Linked DNA regions of Homo sapiens: region 1 is linked to region 2. A link is an interaction called in ENCODE POLR2A ChIA-PET data of the cell type or tissue named here. Cell type or tissue: MCF 10A. All regions are shown on one strand. Each heading gives the region's core, and the rest is flanking DNA. Links, peaks and the distances in the headings are about the cores only.

What was found. Peaks named below come from ENCODE experiments on the same cell type or tissue, not always from the same donor. Only the 100,000 strongest peaks of a DNase experiment are listed, where the experiment ranks them.
Region 1: POLR2A ChIA-PET joins it to region 2 with 5 read pairs; 2 of 35 experiments call an interaction of 5 or more read pairs at or near these places.

The regions. Positions count from the first base shown.
Region 1 is chr17:50,917,774-50,922,773 of GRCh38, reverse strand. No RefSeq gene overlaps it. Among named protein-coding and RNA genes, the nearest start is that of TOB1-AS1, 54 kb to the right of the region's middle. RefSeq lists enhancers at 4,692-4,861, 4,119-5,000. In MCF 10A, for the core only: no CTCF peak of the experiment used is centred there; a DNase peak (open chromatin) is centred at 2,903.
Region 2 is chr17:51,204,945-51,216,839 of GRCh38, reverse strand. MBTD1 (mbt domain containing 1) reads left to right here. Exons shown (of 17, transcript NM_017643.3): 7 at 9,835-9,952. Among named protein-coding and RNA genes, the nearest start is that of NME2, 44 kb to the right of the region's middle. In MCF 10A, for the core only: no CTCF peak of the experiment used is centred there; no DNase peak of the experiment used is centred there.

The DNA of each region.
Region 1 (5,000 bases), core at 1-5,000, 290 kb after region 2:
TCCAGACCCAGAGGCTGTAGACAACGAGCTTTCCTTAAGAGGCTCTCAACAAATACTCAGGCTTGCCAGGGCTCCTCTGCTTATAAAAATTCCATCTTACAGCATAGAAAGTTTGGAAAGCGCAGCAAATGTATATAAAAGTCACCTAAAAGGCCACCAGCTAGCGATGACCATTGTCAGCATTCAGGAGTATGCCTCCTCTTCATCCCAAAGTCAAACATGAACTACGACTAGGTTGTGACTAGGTTGTACTCTTCTACAATGGGGACACAGGGGTCACAGTTATTCCATTGTTTGTCTTTTATTAATTCTCCTCCATCCTTGGCTTGTTTGGGGACTTTAAAAAAAAAACCGCTTCCTATTACATAGCACAGACTTCAGGAAATACTTGTTCAATGAAGGGACAGGCAGGGCCTGGTCATGTTGGGACTGGAACCCTGGCTGGCTTTAGGTGTGCCCAGCACAAGCTGAACCCCAACACCATTCACCATCCAACCATTCCTGGCATCCCTGGCATGAGGTTAGTTCTCACCAGCTCTCAGTGGAGGTCACTAGTGTTTGTTGACCTTAGTAAGGGAGATTCACAGCTGGGCATGGTGCCTGTAACCCCAACACTTTGGGAGACCAAGGCAGGAGGATCACTCAAGCCTAAGGGTTGGAGACGAGCCTGGGAAACATAGGAAGACCCTCTCTCTACAAAAAAATTTACAGATTAGCTGGGCCTGGTGGTGGGCACTTGTGGTCCCAGCTGCTTGGGAGGCTGAGGTAGGAGGATCGCTTGAGCCCGGGAGGCTGAGGCTGCAGTGAGCTGTGATGGTGCCACAGCACTCCAGCCCAAGTGACTGAGCGGGACCCTGTCTCAAAAAAAATCAATCAATAAATAAATGAGAAATAAAGGAGATGCAGGTGGAGAGGGAGGGGCCTGGATCCTGGGGCTGTGGCATCAGGCAGAGTCTCAGCTTCAGAGTCAGCGGGCAAAATAGGGCCCCGGGGCTGAAGGGTAGGGTTCCTTCCCCTTGAGCCCTCAGAGAGGTTGTTAAGAAAGAGAGAGGCCAAGCGCAGTGGCTCACACCTGTAATCCCAGCACTTTGGGAGGCTGAGGCAGGCAGATCACCTGAGGTCAGGAATTTGAGACGAGCCTGGCCAACATGGTGAAACCCTGTCTGAACTAAAAATACAAAAACTATCTATCTGAGTGTGGTTGTGCACACCTGCAACCCCAACTACTAGGGAGGCCGAGGCAGGAGAATCACTTGAACCTGGGAGGCAGAGGTTGCAGTGAGCAGAGATTGTGCCACTGGGCTTCAGGCTGGGCAACAGAGCAAGACTCAAAAAAAAGAAAAGAAAAGAAAGAAAGAAAGAGAGAGACAGTTCTTAAGGAATCAGGCTTCAGAGAAAGCAGAAGTGTGGAGGACGGACACAGGAAGGCTGTCGGTTGTAAGAGGAGGCTCTGCAACATCGCCAGCAAAGGCGACCGAATTTCTCTTCCCGGAAACTTCCAAGAAGGGGGCATCTCCGTGGACTGGGTCAGAGACCACCTATCCCTGGGCGAGGGGAGGAAGCAGAGGCTTCAGGAGCTCTTTCAGGGAGCACGGAGGCCAGGGCAGCCTGCAGGACAGAGGAGGGTGTGGCTGGAGGGCCGAGGTGGCTGGAGGACAGGAGAGACTTTGGCCAGGGCATTGGTTTTCCTTACTAGGCTGGGCAGGCTTTCTAAGCCTCTGCAGGCAGCCAGTTTGGGGAGGGGCCTGGGCTTGGAGATTCTCGCTTGGCTCAATCCCCTCTTAGATCCGGGAGCTCGTGGGAGGCTTCGGACAGAGCTGGCCCACTCTGCAAAGGTACTTTAGGATTCTTCCTGGAAAACCAGCAAGAGGAGGAAGCGAACACTGCCAGGCCACAGGCCCAGCTTGGATGGCGAGGAGGCTACAGCGTTAGAATCTGGACTCAGCCACATCTATGCCGAGTGACCGTGGGCAAGCAGAGATTTAACCTCTCTGAGTTTCAGCGTCTTCCTCTGGGAAATGAGGATTTTTTTAAAAAACCACACAAAAAATTTTCTTCTGTCCCCTTCTCCCACTCAAGGTTGCTGTGAGGATTATAATGCAAGAGCAAATAAGCAGAAGGGGGCTGGGTGCAGTGGCTCACGCCTGTAATCCCAGCACTTTGGGAGGCTGAGGCAGGCGGATCATTTGAGGTCAGGAGTTAGAGACCAGCCTGGCCAACATGGTGAAACCCTGTCTCTACTAAAAATACAAAAATTAGCCAGGCATGGTGGCACACACCTGTAGTCCCAGCTACTCGGGAGGCTGAGGCAGGAGAATTGCTTGAACCCGGGAGGCAGAGGTTGCAGTGAGCTGAGATCGCGCTTCTGCACTCCAGCCTGGGGAACAGAGTGAGACTCTGTCGGAAAAAAAAAGAAAGAAAGAAAGAAAGAAAATAGGCAGAAGGGCCTGCCTGGCATAGCTAGGTGCTCAATAAATGTTATTCTTCCCTGAAGGTGTCCTCGGAATTGGTGGCATACGCGAATTGCCTTGGGGGTTTGTTTAAACTGCTGACTCCTCTCCACCCCGGCCCAGCAGGTCTGCCTTTTTCACAACACCCAGGCCCAGGTGATTCTTAGGCAGCAGGACCCCAAAATAGCACCAAAGACGCCAAAAGGCTGTTGCCAGATGGGGGTCCTAAGCAGGTGTGTGGGTAACCCCCTGCCCACCGACTCTCACGCCTTAGGCCACCAGCCTGCAGCCCCTCCCTCCCACAAGCACCGTGGGCCCTGTTGTGAGCTGCCAGTTGCAGTGTGGGTTTTTGTCTGCCTTCCCCACCCCATGCCAACCCGCCCAGCAGGCCCCACTGCCTTGGCAACGCATTGCAAAGTCCACACAAAGGGAAACTGCGCTGGGGAGGCTGGTCCTGCCCGACGCCCGGGGAAGGGTTTCCATGGCAATGCTGACATCACCAGGCTCTGGCGGCTGCAGTCAGGCCCTGCATGAAGGCGCCTGGCTGTTCACACCACAACGACCTTGGAGGAGGGCGACCCAGGGCTCTGCACCGATGCCGGGGGGCGGAGAGGGCCTGCCCCTGGGTTCGAAACCCAGCCCTACCCCTGACTGGCCAGGTGACTTTGAGCAAGACACAGGGTCTGTCTGAGTCTAAGTCTCTTCACCTATAAAAGAGAACTAATGATCTTTACCTTGCAGTGAGGAGGAAATGAAATCATGGCTACTGTGCAGGGATGGGTAAACTGTAAAGGCTGGGGAGCACCCTGAGCCCCGTGACTGCTGGGCCCCTGGGTGTGGGATCCAGAAGGAGAGGCTGGGATTCGGGGAGGAGAAGGCACAGTTATCCAACAACCTCCCCTGCGCCTCCTCTCACTGGGGAGGAGGAGAGGTATTTGGGGAGATGTGTTATTTGGGGAAGAGAGTCATGGGATGGGGAGACATTGGGGCTGGATGGTGGCTTGGATTTTCCGGTCTCACACCCTCAGCTCAAGGATGAGGATTCAGAGGCCCAGGAAGCAGCTGTGACACAGGCCCAAGCTCATATCCCTGCATTAGGATGGAGCCAGGGTGCAGGGGGTATGGGCAAGGGTCCCCTGTGCCCCAAGGGTGGGCCCTCTGGGTGGAGCCATCTCTGTTCTCAGTGGCAGTAACACTGACTCCTCTGCAGGAAATAAACAGTCAGAAGCACAAGGCGGGAGAGGGTGGGACCTTCTGAGATCAGTGAAGCTGTAGGTTGGAGTCCACCCACGGTGTGCTGGGCAGGAGGAGAGCCGGGCAGCGGGGAGCTTGGAAAGGCCTCGAAGGCTTCCTCTCTGCTGCTGTCCCTAGGAGGCTCTCTGAAGGCTCTGCCTTTTCCCAGCTTTGGCTAGGGGCCCCCACCCCACCCCACCCCACATGGTGAGGGTCTCCCTAGGCCTTAGCCACATGGCTTGGGGCAATTCCAGGAGGAGGCCTCAGGTGTCCACAGAGCTTTCTGCCTAGCCAGCTCACCCCCACCACCAGCTTGTCCCCTCCTGTCTGTCCTCTGTCAGGATCTGGGACCTGCCGCAGGCTCTTTATCTCCAAGGGAATTGCTGGGGACTGTCCCCACTCAGTGTCCCAGCCAGGGTCTTACTGTGCCCTGGTGCCCCATTCTGCCAGACTTTGTCCAACTTCCACCCAGACGTCTGTGTCCCACCCTCCCTGGGCCCAAGTGACCCCTCTGGGCTCTTGGCTCCCTTTGCGGGAAGGTGGACCTCCCACCACAACAGCGGTCACTCGTCAGTCCAGAGGGAGGCTTCCATGAGGTTGAGACGGCCATTCTGACCTGAAGTTCCCCTCCCGCGGCAGGAAAGCTGCAGGCCGTCATTCTGCTTCCTCTCCCTGGGGAAGTCGCCCTCCTTCACCTCTGGGGCCAGGGAAGGGGCCCGCTGCCTGGGAGGGGAGGGCAAGTGCTGTCCTCAAAGCTGCAGTCAGGTCACGGGGAAGAGAGGAAGCCATGGGGCTGCCATGTTAGGCAGTGAGGGCTTGCTGGCACTTGCGCGCGCCCGCCTCTGAGTCCCTGGCACCTATGCCCCTCTTGGCCACAGCCTCACTTGTACTTACCCTGCTGAGGCCTCCGGCTCAGCTGGACTGTGACGTGCCATTGTTTGGCTTCGAACCGGTTCTGTAAGGGTGGCCCCAGTCCAGTGTCCTGGGGTGGCAGAGCCACCCATCGGGGTGCCCTGGAGAAGCCAGGCATCTGGAGCAGGAGGTCTGGAAGGCGGGGGGAGGAGGAATGTCCCTGCTGAGATAGAGGTCCAAGGACCCCCTCCAGAAGCCCACACTTTGTGCCCACACAAGGAGCACAAGGAGCCTCAGTGGCTTCTCGAAGCTGCCTGGCTCCATGAAAGGATGGTGGCTGGCCTTGGGCTCTGCGGGGATCAGCCACGTCCTTTCCCTTTGCCTCCAAGACAGAGGAATTGGGTTAAAGGTTGGAACCACCTGGGAGGACACTTCCCTACTCACCAGGTACTGGGCTTTCCAAGG
Region 2 (11,895 bases), core at 3,274-8,273:
GAATGAGGCAGGAGGATCACTTGAGGTCAGGAGTTCAAGACCATCCTGGGCTACAGAGTGAGACTTCTTTTCTACAAAAAATGAAAGTAAATGAAATTGCTAGTATTGTATATCAAAAATATGCATATTGACAATGTCATACGATTTGACCTAACAAACCATTCATTGTGTATGTTACTTAAATCTGCAATTTGAACTGATAATTCAGAAGAGGAAGGATCTTTTTTCTAATTTTTTTGTCTCCAAATGTTAAGTCACAAAAACAAGGAACTATTAGTAACATAGTATTGTGAGCTAAAATATGTGCTATATATATATATCATGAGAAACCCTTTAAAAGGTTTTCTTTTCAGCAAGTGGATTGTTACAGAGCATTTAAAATAATTTAGAATTATGTTTAAAATTTATCTGATGACAAGTTCTTTCCTTTTGATTATTTTATTCCTTTAGATTTGATTAATTCTGTCCAATACTTGTTTAACCTGACTACAACTTTAATTAATACTTAAAGATCTTTTCTGCTGCTATACATGTTTAAGAAGAAAAGAGAATTTAGAAAATACATGAACTTTTGTTTGCATTTAACATTTTGTTAACTTAGGGCTCTAGGCCGGGCACGGTGGCTCACGCCTGTAATCCCAGCACTTTGGGAGGCCGAAGCAGGCATATCACCTGAGGTCGGGAGTTCAAGACCAGCCTGGCCAACATGGTGAAACCCCGTTTCTACTAAAAATACAAAAATTAGCCAGGGGTGATGGTGGGCACCTGTAGTCCCAGCTACTCGAGAGGCTGAGGCATGAGAATCACTTGAACCCAGGAGGCAGAGGTTGCAGTGAGCTGAGATTACGCCACTGCACTCCAGCCTGGGCAATAGAGCGACACTCAGTCTCAAAAAAAAAAAAAAAAAAAAAATTAGGGCTTTATTTTTAGATAACAGCATATGAACAAAGCTGAGCTTAGGTTCCTGTTGTAGAAATCTAAGTGAATTTTCACTGATTCATGGCCATTAAAGGAGTTTGATCAAAGTCAAGCAGGTTAATTTGCTAATTCTCATTCTTGAAAATACAATATGAAGCCCTTAGTCAGTGACATCTTGCCTTAAATGGAATCTTATTTCTGTGTAAAGTAGGTGATTTATTTTGCTGTAATGTTGATAATAGTGTCACATTTGTGAGAAATATTCCATACACAGCAATAGCAGCTTTAAAGAGAGATCTTTAAAAAGAAAATCTTTAACTCTCTTCTCTTGGGATATTGCTTTCTTGACGCTCAGAATTAGATTAAGTTCTCAGTTACAGTAACTCTTTCATCTCAGATTCCTGGAACATTTGTCTTTTGTCTCCTTCGGAATGGCCTTTCTCTCTCTTTGTATCTCCTTTTATATTATAAACCATATCAGACTGTTTTCTGTAAGTAGTCAGGGTATTAAAAAAAATGGCATTTCAACCCCAGAAGCATAACATTTTGTTTTCTGTCCAAATCTTTGAATTGTTATACTATATTAAAGTTATTTATGAGAAAATCTCTATGGTAATAATGAACTTGATTGACTTTGTTCAATTCTGCCTTTTTTGAGATTGAAATGTTCTATCAGGGAATCAAGCAGCTAACCTTACCACATGATTAATGATAAGAATGTGGAGCCTCTGCTTTCTCACTCAGAAGTGAGGCATCTGTTTCTCAATTATGTGGACCCAGTGCCTTCCTGTTCCATTTACCTCTCTTTACTGCCTTCTTATCAAACAGGAAAAATCTGTCTTAGTAATTCCTTGGTATGTTTTTGTACAAAGAGCTTGCTCTCTTAACTGGCATATTCATTTGAAGCCATTTTGTTAAGGGGGCCACACTTCATTGCTGCACTTGATTTTGTCCTTTAGAGTTGACTCTTCCTGGTTGTCCCCTCCGAAACAGTTTTCTGGGTCTCTAAGGAGAGTTACTAGCTTTGTCTTTAGAAAACCTATAGTCAGGAGCTACTAGGAGTACAAGATCCTGCCTTGTATCATCAAAGTCTTCTAAGACTTGATACTTGCTCTGAAACTGGTTCATTAGTCAGGAAGGCCTCTTTGTTCCAGACTCTACACCTGCCTTCTCTTCTACTTGAGTACAAGTCGGGAGCCTTTCCTGCTCCTAGGGGATTCTTTTTCAAACATAATTTATGAAAGAACACCCAGCATGTAACATGTAACACGGAAGCGGAGCTGTTGTGATTGAGTCAGGAATTGGGATGGGGACGCTGTCAGAGCCCTGGCTTCTTTAACTTAACCCAACCTCTTCTTCTAGAATAAGGATCCCAGATAAATACTTTCTGTTTTCCAGCACTTAGATATTACTGTGATTAGTTCTAAAATCATAGAATTTCAAGAATATAATTCTTCTTTCCATGGTCTGTCTGTAAGCTTCTGAGAAAGAACTTTCTACAGAGTAGATCATAGGACTATATCTTTTTTGATAATTCCTGTAACTATTTATAGTGGCTTATACTCAGTCACTCAATTACAACAGTATTGGACAATTTTTTTTTTATAATCGGCAGTGGAAATCAAGCCCCAATTGACATTTAATATTTCTACTTAGGCTGGGCACAATGGTTTATACCTGTAATCCCAACACTTTGGGAGGCCAAGGTAGGAAGATGGCTTGAGGCCAGGAGTTTGAGGCCAGCCTGGTCAACATAGCAAGACCTTGTCTCTACAAAAGTGTATGTGTATGTGTATATATATATGATGTGCATATATACATATGTGTGTATGTATATATATATGTGTGTGTTTATACATATATATACACACATACACACACACATATATACTACTAAAAAATCTGTGTATTATGATTGGCCGATATGTCTTTTATTGTATCTAGGGGTTAGTTTTTCAGACCTTTTATTTAAGCATCATAATTGCCCTTTTTTTTTTTCTTTTCTTTACTTGCCATACATTGGCAAGAATTCCCCTTTTCTCTAACAAAAATCTTAGACCTCAGAACACAGGATAAGAGGAAACTGCGTTGATTGTTCTGGCAGAGATGGGGTGTTGCTGCCAGAGCCTTGGCTCCTGACATTTGAACACCCCATCGTTGGCAGTTCCTGAGGCTGGAAACCACTAAAATTGGGTAATATCACTTTTAATTAATCCTAAATCACAAAGCTAGAAGGCATCTTTAAAATCATCTGGTTCAGCTAGTCCATCTCTTATAAATGAAGAATACTTGCTACTTTGTTGAGTAGCTGGACTATAATTTTCAGCTTTGGGCTTTAACCCATTTTTCATAATGCAAGTCTTTTTTTTTTTTTAATGTGCTTTTTAATTAAGCCCCTAAGAGCAGTATCCATATCTATCCTAATGGTGGAAAAATCTCCAAAATAGTAATACAGTATTATATGCCAGTTAGGTGCAATGTATAGATCAAAGAAATTCACAGATTATTTTCTATTAGTAATTTAACTTTAACCCAGCAGAGCCTTCAGTTGATGTCTGTATATTCAGAACATTTGGCTTTAAAGCACTCTAGCCAAGAGCAGTGGCTCATGCCTGTAATCCCAGCATTTTGGGAGGCCAAGGTAGGAGGATCAGTTGAGCCCAGGAGTTTGAGACTAGCATGAGCAACATAGTGAGACCTCATTTCTACAAAAAAATTAGCTGGGCATGGTGGCACATGCCTGTAGTCCCAGCTACTCAGGAGGCTGAAGGGGAAGAATTGCTTGAGCCCAGGAGGTCAGGGCTGCAGTTAGCCCTGATCGTACCACTGCACTCCAGCCTAGGTGACAGAATGAGACACTGTCTCAAAAAATAAATAAAAATATATGCTCTTCAGGCCAGGCACGGTGACTCACGCCTGTAATCCCAGCACTTTGGGAGGCCGAGGCAGGCGGATCACAAGGTCAGCAGTTCAAGACCAGCCTGATCAACATGGTGAAACCCCGTCTCTACTAAAAATAGAAAAAAAATTAGCTAGACTTGGGAGGCTGAGGCAGGAGAATTGCTTGAAACCGGAAGGTGGAGGTTGCAGTGAGCTGAGATTGCGCCACTGCACTCTAGCCTAAGCAATAAGAGCAAAATTCCATCTCAAAAATAAATAGATAAATAAATTAAGCACTCTTCATTATTTTTTAATTACTTAAAGACTAAATTGAAGCACTTCTATTTCCCATTATTTGCCATGTGAAATCAAGTAAAACTTTTTTTTTCCTGGGTATTGTAGCACGGGCTAAAATGTATAAATGTACATAAAGTCATTTTCTTTCAGTTTTATATTTACAGACTTCAGATTTCTTCTGTTTGGTACCTAAACTAATAATCCCATGTCTTATTGATGCTGTCTTTACTAAGATCAGAAATGTTGAAATCATCCCATTTTCTCCCTCAAATACAGTTGTAGTTTGTACCAAAAAAAAAAAAAAAAGTCATTTGTACACATAGATGCAGAAACTTTTCAGCTGAGTTTATCATACTTTTTCTTTTCTTTTCTTTTCTTTTTTTTTTTGAGGCGGAGTCTCACTCTTTCAGTCAGGCTGGAGTGCAGTGGTGTGATCTCGACTCACTGCAACCTCTGCTTCCCGGGTTCAATCAATTCTCTTGCCTCAGCCTCCTGAGTAGCTGGGATTACAGGCCTACACAACCACACTCGGCTAATTTTTGTATTTTTAGTAGAGACAAGGTTTCACCATGTTGGTCAGGCTGTTCTCGAACTCCTGACCTCGTGATCTGTCCACCTCGGCCTCCCAAAGTGCTGGGATTACAGGTGTGAGCCACCGCGCCTGGCCGCATACTTTTTCATTCTGCCTCCACAGATACCCTCTTGTTACTTACGTGACATACTCTAATCCTCTTTCTTTTGCCTGACCTATATGTATGTCAGCTTTTTTGAAGGGATAAAGTTACCATGTTTTTTTGCAGTGTGTATCCCATATACTTTTAGGTTTTAAGGAAAGAAAAATAAAAGCCCTTTTGTGTATGTACAGTAGCAATAGTTTACAGTAAAACTCATTATCTATTTCTCAGTTATGTGCTTATTAGTAAAATCTTTTTCAAGTAGAGTCATTTTTGGTTTTTTTTTTCCCTAGTCGTGACCCCACACACAGGACTCTATTAAAGGTTAGAAATAAATCATAATACTTCATCTCCATTTTAACGAAAGTTAAAATCTTCAATGTAGCATTCTAGATTGCAGGATTTTCCTTCTAATGGAAATAAAACTTAAATTAGTTTCTGGTACTTCTTAGTGCTCCATCTCAGTTAGCTAGTCTGAGTGTTGCCATGAAATAAACTCTCTGCGGGAAAGCAGTGGACTCTAACATAATAAACATCACCTGTCTTGTCTTTTTTTTTTTTTTTTTAAACAGTCTCACTCCTGTTGCCCAGGCTAGAGTCCAGTAGCACGATTACAGCTCACTGCAGCCTCAACTTCTTGGGCTCAGGTGACTCTCCCACCTCAGCCTCACAAGTAGCTGGGACTACAGGCACACACCACCATGCCCAGATAATTTTTTGTATTAATTTTTTTCTATTTTTAGTAAAGACGGGGTTTCGCCATGTTGTCCAGGCTGTTGCAAACTGCTGGGTACAAGCAATCCCCCAACCTTGGCCTCCCAAAGTACTGGGATTACAGGCATGAGCCATCATGCCTGGCCCTGTCTTTCCGTTGTTTTAAAGAAAGCCTAACTTAAATTTTTTTTTCCTTTTTTTTTTTTTCTTTTTTTTTTATGAGATGTAGTCTTGCTCTGTCACCCAGGCTGGAGTGTAATGGCACCATCTTGGCTCACTGCAAACTTCGCCTCCTGGGTTCAAGCAATTCTTGTGTCTCAGCCTCCTGACTAGCTGGGACTACAGGTGCGTGCCACCACACCCGGCTAATTTTTGTGTTTTGGGTAGAGACAGGGTTTCACCTTGTTGGTCAGGCTGGTCTTGAACTCCTGGCCTCAAGTGATCTGCCCACCTTGGCCTCCCAAAGTCCTTGGCGTGAGCCACCACACCATGCCAATTCTTTAGTGATATTGGTTTAATATGGTTTTTTAAAAAAAATTATGGACTGTTTTATGCATGTTGTTGTTGTTGTTGTTGTTGTTGTTGTTGTTGTTGTTGTTTTGAGACAGAGTCTTGCTCTGTTGCCCAGGCTGGAGTGCAGTAGCACAATCTTGGCTCACTGCAGCCTCTGCCTCCTGGGTTCAAGTGATTCTCCTGCCTCAGCCTCCCAAGTAGCTAGAACTACAGGCATGTGCCACCATACCCAGCTAATTTTTGTATTTTTAATAGAGACAGGATTTCTCCATATTGGCCAGGCTGCTCTTGAACTCCTGACCTCAGGTGATCCACCTGCCTCAGCCTCCCAAAGTGCTGGGATTACAGGCGTGAGCCACCACACCTGGCCGCCTTTCAAATTAGTAACCAGTGCTTCCTATCTTTTTACATATACATAGCATTATCTCAGCCTTAATCTTACTTCCACCCTAGGCCTCCCATTTTCCTTTTTGTCCTCTCCTTGGACTCCCCATCTGCCTGCTACCACCACCCCAAAAGATAGATTCTGGTATCAAATCAAAAGATGAGTAGAGGACAGGCACAGTGGCTCATGCCTGTAATCCCAGTACTTTGGGAGGCTGAGGCAGGCAGATCGTCTGAGGTCACAAGTTAGAGAACAGCCTGGCCAACATGGCAAAACTAAAAATACAAAAATTAGCCAGGCTTGGTGGCATGCGCCTGTAATCCCAGCTACTCGGGAGGCTGAGGCAAGAGAATGGCTTGGACCCAGGAGGCGGAGGTTGCAGTGAGCCGAGATCGCGCCACTTCACTCCAGCCTGGGCGACAGAGTAAGACTCTGTCTCAAAAAAAAGGTGAGTGGACTTTATGGAGAAGGCAGGAACAGTTTTTCTTTTCTTTTTCTACTTTCTACCAGAAAATTCTGTAAGTAGTTAGGAACTCTCATTTCTTTCTACTTAATTTTCTGTAATGTTTTCTCCCCTTCCAAATAATATTTCATCATCCTCTGCTAGATGTACTTTGCCTGTTAGTCTGAAGACATTTTGATGATGGCTTTTTGTACATTTGCCATCTCATTGGGATAAATTATTCCTTCTTGGTTACCTATATGCAACCTCAGGTCTTGTCTCTGCCCACTTACAGATTAATATTAAAGATTGTATGGTTGTCTTTGGTTGGCAGCTCTGCAGAGGGAAATCTGTATCTCTGCCATAAAGCATCGTGTGTGCAGTGCATCAACCTCCTGAGAGTCTGAATACTAGCCAGCTGAGCTGTTGGACCATCTGGGAATGATCTTGAAGTACAGCAAATAAGACTTCCCACCCACTTATTTTCTTACAGTCATGTGGAGGTTGTCATACATTTGTGTTGGGGACCCCTCAGCATTTGGATTTGGCCATGTCCTGCAGGACCTGATGACAGCTTACCTTGCAGGGAAGGAGAGTCGCTCCCAGATAGCCCTCACGAGTGGCCCTGGAGCAGGAAGTGGTGGAGCAGATCTTCCTTGTTTGGGAGGAGCCTGAGGTGGACCTCGCGTCCTGAGTCTGGAAGGTAAATTTGTTGTTACCTGTAAATTATGGTTCTGCTAGTTCATGCTATGCCAATCCAGACTTTCAGAGGTATCCCTCCTGCCAGCAAGAGAAGACAGATGACTTGGATGAAGATGGCTGTCAAGCCCTGGGTCATTTAGTCTTCCACACTTAAGAATATTCATTTTAAACAAAAGGGCAGACATATCTATGAAATTACCGTGTTATTTCAACACATTGAGCACATACTATGCTATGACCGTGGTGCTCTTTCTTGTTGATGTTTTTGTTTCTTCACTTTTTTTCTTAGAATGAACCATATGGATTGGTTTAAGAGGGCCTAGCAGAACCACAACCTTACAGGCAAGAACAAATGTCACTTTCTGCTACTTTCTCCTATACCAATCCAGACTGTAGGGACCAAAACACAGTATCCTCCACCAAAGTGAACATTATTTTTTAAGCAAGCATATTGACATTTTGTTTTCTTTAATAAAATAATATTAAAAGTTTTCTCCAACAAATGTTAAGGCTTTAAAAAAATAAAAGTCTATGACACATTTAGCTCAAAAAGGAGTACTGTATGCCAAACTTACTTACCAGTGTGCCAACCTGACCCCCAGCTCATTAGCATAAGCACGCCTCTTTCTTCTCAGTGAAAAATAAACCCAATTCACAGATTTGGTAACCAGACAGAGGGATGGATGCTGCACTGCATTCATTTAACTGCATCTATCTACTCGAATAGGTACATCCTCACAGAAATTAATACATGATCTTTGTGTTAATATATGTTAGTTTATTCTATGTTACCTGTCTTCTTTCTAGTGTCTCCTTTTTAATCATATCTGCTGGCAATAGGGATGGCCCTACAGTCTAGAATGATATAGGGGAAAGATAGCAGAACCTGAAGAGTCCAGTCTTTCAGTTTAAAGAAGAGGTAGTCACAATGAATATATTATTTTTTGCACAAGTCGGGGAGATAGTTATATGTACCCTTCCAGAACCGCAAATAGTTGAGCTTGTCCATTTCTCCAAGTTACTGAGGTAAACTCATTGCTTACTACTTAAACCAGTAGCCATTAATTGATTCTGTCTTTGGTTTCTAGACTTATCCAACTTCAGTATTTGACATTCTCTTCCTCTCCTTCAGAAATTCCAGAAACTACTAAGAGGGTAGGGGTTGAATGTTGTTTTAGGCTAATCCTCCTGTTGGGTGAGCATCCACCAAAGTAGGAGGGGCCTTGCATGGAGGACATTTGCCTAATGTTCAAATTGGCTAGTTCATGTAACTCCTAGATATCTTTGCTCATCTTTGAGCTTTGAGGCTATTTTGGTTTTTCCTGATTTGTTCATACTATCAAGTCTTTTATAACCTCACATAATCCTTTTCTTTATGATCAACATTCTAAATTGAATGAGGAACTGACTGTCCAGAGCAACACAAACTGTTTAGTGTTATCAGCATTTATATTCTTAAATTTGCTTATTTGATTTAATTTACCATTGCATAAGTTCCAAGTAATTGTGAATTGCCTTGAGTTTTAAAGATTAAAATATAATGGAAACAATACTTTGGGAACATCTGTTAGATTTCAGAAAATCCCTTCATGATGCTCATTTAATTGATTTTCCGAGTCCCCATCTTAACCATTTGCTGTGGGAGGCTAGTGATTACCGGTTCTAACATTGGAAGTTTTCTCTTTATAGTAATTTCTACATGAGAAATTTTGAAATAATAATTTAAATAGTTTACCATGGTACTCATCTCCAAAACTCTTCAACTCCACCTTCTTAATAACTTTATCCAGTGCTTTTCCCTCACGTCCATCTATGTGGACTAGATTTCTAATCTATGAATTTAATTTAAATTGAAAATTTTCATTTCTCTTATTCATGTTGTTGGAAACCACACTGCTGATTGGAATTGTTTTTCTTTCTGCTCTTAGGCCAGATCTTTTAAAAGTAGAAATTAGGGTGAAGTGTATTCACTCAGTACATATTAAAAATTTCTTAAATCAGTTTAATCCTATTAAATCTGCTATTGAGTTTGTAATTCCACTCATAGAAAAATCGCTGCTTAAATCTCATATTAGGACAGTATCAGATTTTGAAGTCAGCATGAATCTAGTCTAATATATGTGAATTTTCTCTTTATCTTGTTTGTCCCTGAAACTGGCTTTTTCCAGATAGAATTCTAGGAAACAAACGGAATTAAAATGACATTTTTAGTTTAATATTCCTATTATTGATGGTACTGCTTAATTTTCATTGATATGTTTTAGGCTTTATGTTAATAAGACAATAATTTAATGATTTTTATGTGACAGGCACCTATGGGGACCTGCTGGGGTGATATCTCAGAAAATGTGAGAGTAGAAGTTCCCAATACAGACTGCAGCCTACCTACCAAAGTCTTCTGGATTGCTGGAATTGTAAAATTAGCAGGTGAAAAGCATGAATAATAGTTTAGTAGAAAATGCAGAGATCCTTGTAACCTTTCGTAAAAAAAGCATGTTTATAAATTTTGCAAGTATTGCCAAATAAAAAATATGTTATGATATAGGGCAGGGGTTGGCAAATTGTTTTCTGTGAAAAGCCAAACAAATATTTTCAACTTTGCAGGCCATATGATCTCTGTCACAGCTATCCGTCTCTATCATTATAGCATGAAAGCACCCTTAGCAATACATAAACAAATGGACATGATTGTGTTCCAGTAGAACTTTATTTACAGGAAATTTGAATTTCATATAATAGTTATGTATCATGAAATATCCTTTTTTTCTTTTCAACCATTAAAAATGTAAAAGTAATTCTTAGATCACAGCCATAAAAATAATCCAGCAATAGACCAGATATATAGGCCATAATGTATATGTTACTTTGAAAAGTAACAAAAGTTGAGGTACTAAAAAAAGTGGTAAGAGCTGGCCACAGTGACTCATGCCTGTAATCCCAGCTTTTAGGGAGGCAGAGGCGGGAGGTTAGCTTGAGCCTAGGAGTTCAAGACCCACCTGGGCAAAATAGCGAGACCCATTCTCCATTTTAAAAAAATAAAAATAAAGTGGTAAGAACCTTAATACCAAATTGATACAAGTGTTGATAATTTTATATATCTTGGGTTCTTCCGTTCTGTTTATTCCCACTGCCTCCACCATACCAAGCCCTTTACTGCTCATGAAGTAAACATGTTAGGAATCTACTATGGTAGACAATGTGGACAAAAGATGATATCCAGAAGTATAAGACTTGTATTTTTTCCAGCATGTTCACATCGGCCAAATGTTGACTACTACCAGGTATTAATATGACAAGATACTCAGTGAGTAGTGTAGTAGGGCATTGTGGAGGAGAGGCAGGCAGCCACTCATAAGAAAAGTTATCTTCAATTACTACTGTGACAGATTTTTAACTCCTCCCACTCTCTCTAGTTTTATTTCCGGCATTCTCCTCAAAACACACTGTAGACTGCTCTGTTGTGTACTGCTAATTGACTTAATTTACCTAAAAATTATTTTAATTTTATTTTTCTGTTCAAGCATCTTTTATGGCCTCTTTGTACTTAAAGGATCAAGATAGCCAGCATTTATGACTATTGATGAGTTGCACCATATACCACATGCCAGATGTATTGTAGTTCTCCAGCATAAATGATCTGTTGTGATGAGGCCAGTCTCCCTCTCCCTTTCATACAGCACGTTTTTGTCACCTCTGTGCCTTGGGTTACTCTTGCAAGAGTGTCCCATCTCTGTACTGAACTGTACTACTACCCAAGTCAATTCCCCATCTTTTTCTTGAAACATTTTCCCAGCTGTATAAGCATTCACTAAATGCTTGTATTATTCTCTACACTGTAATTTAAAACAACAGCATATTATTTTTGCCCTGGGTGTTTAAGTTAGTTACATTTAAATAGCTCTTAAGATCAGTGCATTTACTATCCAAAAATTACTTCTGCCTTCCATCTCCGATTTTACATTTCTGTTTTATCTAACTGCATCATGTATCTTCTTTTAAGCCACTTTAATGCCATTGTAGAAGTGAGCCTAATGTTAACCAGAAGCTAGAGTTCAGCAGTAATTAGCAAACTCATAAATTGTTCTGAGAAATTATTGAATTTTAAAACTGAACATTTAAGGCTATAAATTTTCACAAACATGAAAATGCTGACTAAACTTGTCTCCTAACCTGAAATACACATATATTGGCCTTTTTCTGTTTCATTAAAGGCCTTAAATTAAATCGTAATCTTTTATCAACATAAAGTTTATAGAATTATAAATAGGATATATTACATATTTTTTGTACTTTCCAAGAGTAAGCCTTCCTATTTGCCTAAGACATAGTTTTTAACTCATTTTACATAATTTTCTTTGTGTTTATTGAAC